Regions from separate parts of the Homo sapiens genome. Here region 2 is linked to region 1. Evidence: chromatin contacts called from ENCODE Hi-C or POLR2A ChIA-PET data. All regions are on one chromosome and are shown on one strand. Each heading gives the region's core, a stretch centred on a gene start or an enhancer-like site at or near the end of the contact. The rest is flanking DNA. Distances are from core to core; before and after follow the strand shown. Region 1 overlaps PDE8A (phosphodiesterase 8A). Region 2 overlaps PDE8A (phosphodiesterase 8A).

What was found. A loop is a pair of places that touch in the nucleus more often than their neighbours do. ChIA-PET counts read pairs that join two places held with the same protein, here RNA polymerase II (POLR2A). Pooled maps may share reads with other maps.
Region 2: a loop to region 1 is called in a pooled map, with 2.9 times the contacts of the local background. The contact joins two enhancer-like sites. A Hi-C loop is called at or near these places in 2 of 50 pooled maps. POLR2A ChIA-PET finds 5 or more read pairs at or near these places in 4 of 52 experiments (A549, GM10248, activated T-cell and 1 more).

What each region holds. Positions count from the first base shown.
Region 1 is chr15:85,117,278-85,120,527 of GRCh38, forward strand. It overlaps PDE8A (phosphodiesterase 8A), which reads left to right. Exons shown (of 22, transcript NM_002605.3): 17 at 364-562. Among named protein-coding and RNA genes, the nearest start is that of PDE8A, 140 kb to the left of the region's middle. RefSeq lists an enhancer at 913-1,082 and a cis regulatory region at 998. Within about 2 kb of position 1,564, at least 4 of the 41 ENCODE cell types and tissues checked have a DNase peak (open chromatin) inside an H3K27ac peak, as active enhancers do.
Region 2 is chr15:85,023,423-85,026,534 of GRCh38, forward strand. The region is part of intron 1 of PDE8A (phosphodiesterase 8A); the gene reads left to right. Among named protein-coding and RNA genes, the nearest start is that of PDE8A, 43 kb to the left of the region's middle. Within about 2 kb of position 1,390, at least 5 of the 41 ENCODE cell types and tissues checked have a DNase peak (open chromatin) inside an H3K27ac peak, as active enhancers do.

The sequences.
Region 1 (3,250 bases), core at 314-2,813:
TCAAGGTGGTACAAGCTTAGCCTGGAGAAAGGGTTATTTTGAGGAACCCACTAGTGCAAGTAGGAAGCTGAACCTGGAAGGACAGAATGAGCAAACTCCCCCCAACAAATCGGGAGCCCCAACGAGGCTGAGGTCAGAGCTGCTGTGGGCAGCCAGCTCTCACCCGTGCATCATGGTCCCCTGAGGGCAAGAAGTGGAACCAGAGTTGGTTGGCCCCACCAGAGAGAGGCCAGCACAGCCCAAGCAATCTCCACTTTGCTGCCCTGCACTCTCTGAAATTTGGCTTGGAACCTATTCAGGCCTTAAACACTTGGCCTGTTTGTTTGCTTTGTTCTAATATTGTGGGGTTTTTTCTGTCTATAGGCCTTTGATTTATCTTGGTCTCAAAATGTTTGCTCGCTTTGGAATCTGTGAATTCTTACACTGCTCCGAGTCAACGCTAAGATCATGGTTACAAATTATCGAAGCCAATTATCATTCCTCCAATCCCTACCACAATTCTACACATTCTGCTGATGTGCTTCATGCCACTGCCTATTTTCTCTCCAAGGAGAGGATAAAGGTGAGCTGTTGTTTACCTGCCACATTTAATGGGCAGGAGCAGTGGGGAGAGTCTAGTGCTTCTGCCTCCACTAAGATACATAGCATGACTGCTCACGTGTGCAGCCTGGCACAGGAAGGGCAAGGTCATACGAGGAATCAGGCAGGAGGCCACATTAGCTTTGGGAAATTGATGTGTTAATTCATGACATAATCCCAGCTATTCCATGAGGGTACAAGAGGCAGAATTTGGTCCCGGAGGAGAAACCTAACAAGGACAGGATAGGGCTATTCTTCTGGGGGTCTCACTCCAAGCCTGTACACTAGTAGAGCCAAGTAACTGTTGGATATCCCCACTTTAGGGCCTCCATCTGTACATGAAAGTCTGCAGGGCTCTAAGGTCAGGTTCATCATCTCTGTTCCCAGCACTGCTCCCACCCAGGGTTATCTACCTAATCCAGGGTTCCATTATCCAACCGGATACCCAGATTAGAAACCGAGAGTCATCCTTGGTTCTTTCCACTCCTCAACCCCCCACATCTGGTTGATCATCTGACCTTGCCTCCTGTCACACCTAAATGTTCTCAGATTCATCTCCTGCTGCTGTCCCAGTGAGGCCCCCCGCAATCCTTTCGCATCTGGGCAGTTCCAAACTAGAATTCTTGCCTGCCCTGCCTCCCATGGAATGCCCTTACCCTACTGCCAATGTGATCTTTCTGAAACAGCATACCTGATATTGTCATTCCCAGGAGCAGCTTCCCACCTCCCTCAGGATTTAAACTTTAAACTCTACAGCTCTCCACACTCACCTCAACAATGAGCTCCTCTCATCATTTCTTCTCCTTTGTCCCAGTCACAGGCCACTTTTGGGCCATGCCAAACCACTTTAGTTTCTGAAGCTTCTGCCCTTGACCTGTTGCTCCCTTGACTGGGGCCTAAGATGACTGCAGTCATGCAGGGCCAGGGCAAGTGGCTCCTGGCTGCATTTCCTCCTCTGTATCACGGGACTAGCATTTGGCAGAGAGCAAAGCAGAAGATGACATCTGGCACACACAGGGAGTGAACAAGTGTTCATTCCTCACCTTGAAGGGTAAACCTTCTCAGAACTTTCCGTGCTCCCTCTGGTTCTTATTTCTGTTTTTGTTTTTTGTTTTTTTCCAGAAAAAATCAAATCAGACTGTAGGTAAAATAGGGTGTCCAGAGAAGGGGACTGTTTTCTAAATTATGAAAACAAGTAACAACAGAGGGACATCTGTGTCAATATGGCTCAGCATATAAAGAACCCAATTTTTGCTGTATTGCTTTTAAACTACTCTATAGACAACATACAAATATATATTTAGAGAGCTAACTGAAAACAGTTTATTAGAGCATTTATTGAAATGTCATGGTGGCTCACACCTGTAATCCCAGTACTTTGGGATACCAAGGCAGATGGATCAGGAATTCGAGACCAGCCTAGCCAACATGGTGAAACACCATCTCTACTAAAAATAGAAAAATTAGCTGGGCATGGTGGTGCAGGCCTATAATCCAGCTACTTGAGAGGCTGAGGCAGGAGAATCACTTGAACCCAGGAGGTGGAGGTTGCAGTGAGCCAAGATCATGCTATTGCATTGCAGCCTGGGTGACAGAGCAAGACTCTCGTCTCAAAAAAAAAAAAACATTTATTGAAATGTAATTCACATACCATACTATTTGCGCACTTAAAATTTAAATTATTGAATTTTAATTTAAATCAATTTAAATAAATTTGCAAGGCTGATTTATTAGCTATACATCTCAAGAGTCTGTAGGGTATTTCCAAAAATGATCTTATACTGGGACATAATGTGTTGAACTTCTAAACTTCATAGGCTATATTTTCTAACCACAACACAACAAAATAGAATAACTAATGGTTAAATTTAAAATATCAGCTACAACAAATGAGAAAATATTCTGAATAATTTGGGAATCAACAAAGAAATAAAACCAAAAATGACATTAGTTAGAAAATAACAAAAATGAGAAGCTTATCTGTCAAAACCTATAGAATGAAGCCAATTATATAGTTAAAGGTTTATGTTTTAAATGCCTTAATTACTTTTAAAAGGGAAGAAAAAAAACATGGGAAAAGCAAAATGATAATCCAGTGTGGCTCTTGGAAATAACCAAGAAAATAGGTGAAGTTCTAGCCAAACTAGTTAAGATATAAAGACACAAAAATATACAAATTTACAGCAGAAAATAGAAGTACTGCACACATATGTACTAAATCAAAAGCTTTAAAATAGTTTTAATGGAATGTTTTAAATTAAATTGATGTAAGAAGTAAAAAAACAAAAAAAAAAAACAAAAGAGGCCAATAACATGGAAGTAATTTTAGTAATTTTTAAATTATTATTTAATTTCTTCAAAAGTTGGCTCCTGACCCAGATGGACAGGTGAATTCTTTAGCCCTTTAAGGAATTTTTCCATGTTACATAAAACTTTTCAGAGTCTTGAAAAAGATGGAAAACTTCCAGATCATTTTGTCAAACTCACAAAACTCTGACATCAACCTGACAAAGATAGCACTAAAAGGGGGAAGAAAACTAAATCAATTCCCAGTTAATGTAAGTGGTGCCTATTTTAAATTTTATTTAAAATTGTTTCTCTCCTTTATTAATATTAGTTTATGCTGGTCTAAGTCAATATCTCAGACTAAGGACTTTTTTGGTGATGGGTC
Region 2 (3,112 bases), core at 140-2,639, 94 kb before region 1:
GTGGGAAGGCCAGGGAGGTAGGAGAACAGAGAGTGGGACAAGAGGGTTGGACTTTGTTTGGAGACGTGGTTTATGACTCCATGGTGGTCTATACAGAACTGGGGAGGTGGGATTGGAGAGAGGGTAAAAGAGTGAATGTCTTGAGAAGGTCAGAGAATTATTGGAGGAGGAATTAGGTTCAAGATTGCTAGCAGCATAGGAATATTAGAGAGTAGAATATTGGAGTTTAGCATTTTCATCATGGGACAGTTCTGGCTGATGAGGGGCTGGAGTGGAGCAGGGTAAGGTGAAGATCACTGGGTTGTGAGAAAACTTGAAATTGGTGGATGGGTTATTTATGTGGACATTGACACCACCAGGTTGATGGGAGGACATTGGTGGAGGGGGGATGACAGTGTTCCAAGTGTTCAGGGAAGGAGGGAGAGTTGAGCAGGAATGAAGTATTGAGGCCAGATGGCATGAACACACTTAAAAGATGGCATTTTGGTTGCCAAGGGATCAGGGATGGTTTGGACCTGGAGGTTTGGTGGAACTGGCTGTCCACAGCCTCCAAAGATGTCTTGATGCTACGAAGAGTGGAATTTGCTCAGATTTCCAAAAAAAAGTTGGTCATTGGGCCTTTGCTTGTATTTCTTCTTCCTGTAGCTCCCTTGCCTACCTTCTCTACCTGGCTAACTCCTGCTGGCCCTTTAAGACTGAGCTCTGAGATCACCTCTTCCGGGAAATCTTTCTTGAACCCTCTGATCCGTCTATCTGTCCCTATGTTCCTTATGCTTATCTCTAACTTAGCAGGTATCATACCATATCATCGTCTGCTGTCCTTCCCTCCCCTAGACCATAACTTCCTTGATGAAAGCAGGGACTGTATCTTTGCATCCCTGGCACAGTACCTGGCATATATTTGGTTGAACTATATGAAATTGCCATTTAAGAAGTGAATTTGGTCTAGTTTGTAATTTCTCTCCTTAATAGGTGACTTTCTTTTGTCAGCTCATCTTGAATCTTTTTCTGAAGTTACAAGCCCCTTTCTTAGTTTGGCCTTAGCCAAGTTCCATGCAGGTTGTTTCTCTTTTAGTGACCAACTAATTTCTATGTGGGCCAGTCAGTCTTTCATCTTGCTTAGGCTTTTTTTTTTTCTTTTCACCCTCTATTACTCCTACTGCGTAGGCTTTTTGTTACATTAACTTCCCTTTTGCTTTTCTCTACCCTCAGCAGAGGGGGTCAAAAGAAACTTCTTTGTTCTTAGTCTTCCTTAGCTGCCCAAAATTTCCCAGTAGTTTGCCCATGCATTTCATTCCCCTATTGACTCTTACTGAGTGACCTATGTGCCAGGCAAAAATTCGGACTTGTTCATTCTAGTTTCTCTGCTTCTAGTGTGTCTCATGCTGGTGTTTGTTGGCTCAGATGTGTTAATGGGGCTGCCGCTGCTGTTGTGGTTGTTAGTCATTCTTTTGAACAGCGGCTTTAGCTTACCAATGCTCCAGATACAGTTTTTCAGAAACTCAATGATCTGTGTGCATTACACATTAAAAAGTGCATTGAACAACAGCATATCCAGATTAAAAACAAACAAATTAGATTTATCTGGTGTTTTTCCATTATGGGTTGGAGCAAACATGCTGTGTATAAATCAGATAAACCTTTTCTTTCACTGTTTCAGACTGAGAATTGTTTGTTCTTGCTTTTGTGGTCACCAAGAATGTAATATAACTATGCTCTTCACATCCTAAGGCCACCATAAGTCCTGGATCAGACCTGTTTTTTTGAAGTCACCTGAATTTTGACTTGAGGCTCCCCCAACCCTTACTCCCACTACCCCTTTGAACTGGATCACTTTGCTTTTAAGGGGCACTCCCTTGAAGCCAGTTCCCTGAAGTGACCTACTTTCTTGAGGTGCTTGAAGAGCTTCCCTTTCATTTGGGAGGCTTCCTCAGTGCCCCCATTCCCAGGCGTTTTTTCCTGGGAGTCCTGTCCTATTCATGAATTTCCTGTTTTTTCCAGGGGGGTGGGTAGGGGGTGTGGGGGCAGGCAGTACTATGTTATTATCGTAACTAGTGACATTTAAAGAAAGAAACCCAAAGCCCAGTTAACCAATTACACTTAAATTCTCTGGGCCCAGGCCTGCTGGATGCTCTCCATCTACCAGAAATGCTTCTTATCATCCCCCCTCTTTTTTAGACTGCTAATCCTTAACAGATTAATCTGAGTTTATATTTAGATGAAAGTTATTCATTAATAGAAAAACCTGAAACTGTAGTGAGGGCTGACAGTGTTGAAGTGGATAGAGGTACATAGGCCACCTTTAGACCAAAAAGTCTTTGTAAGGCACTGGAGTCTTTAAGTGTCTGCTTTGGCACAAGGACATCAGGTTATCCTTAGGAAGCCAGGAACACCTTGAGACTCGGGCCAGAACAATGTGGCCCACCTTTGAGCTTCAGGTTTGGTCCCAGTGAGTCTCACGCCTTTTTGATGCTGACCATATATATGGGGCAAAACACTCTGTAATCTGCTTTACCCCACTACACCCATCCCATCCATCCCTAGTTGCAAAAATTTCAACTTGTATGAATATGCACAGATTCAATAGTGGAAACTCAGCACTGTTGAGTGCCAGGCTTCAAATATGGAATTAGTGACCTCTGAACCCGTGTTTGTCAAACTGCCTGCTAATGGGTCATGACATCAGTTTAGCAGATTATGCCTAGCACTATTGTTCCAGTTAAATTGCTGTGAAACAAACCACCCCAAACTTAGTGACATTAAACAGTAACCGTTTATTATGCTCATGGATTCTGTGGCTCAGGAATTGGACAGGGTACAATGGGAGGTGGCTTGTCTTTGTTCCATGATGGCTGGGGGTTGGGATCATTTGGAGGCTCTTTTACTCCACATCTGATGTCTGGGCTGGGGTGCCTTGAAGGCTAGTGGAATCAGCTGGGACCAATGACCAGAACACCTACATGTAGACTCTCCATGTGGTCTGGGCTTCTCACAGTGTGGTGGCTGGGTTCCAAGAGAGAGGTTCCCCAGAGGAAGCATTTAGAGAGCCAGTGTTCCAAAAGAACAAGGACATTTGATAACCTTGCCTCTGAAGTTACATGGCATCACTTCT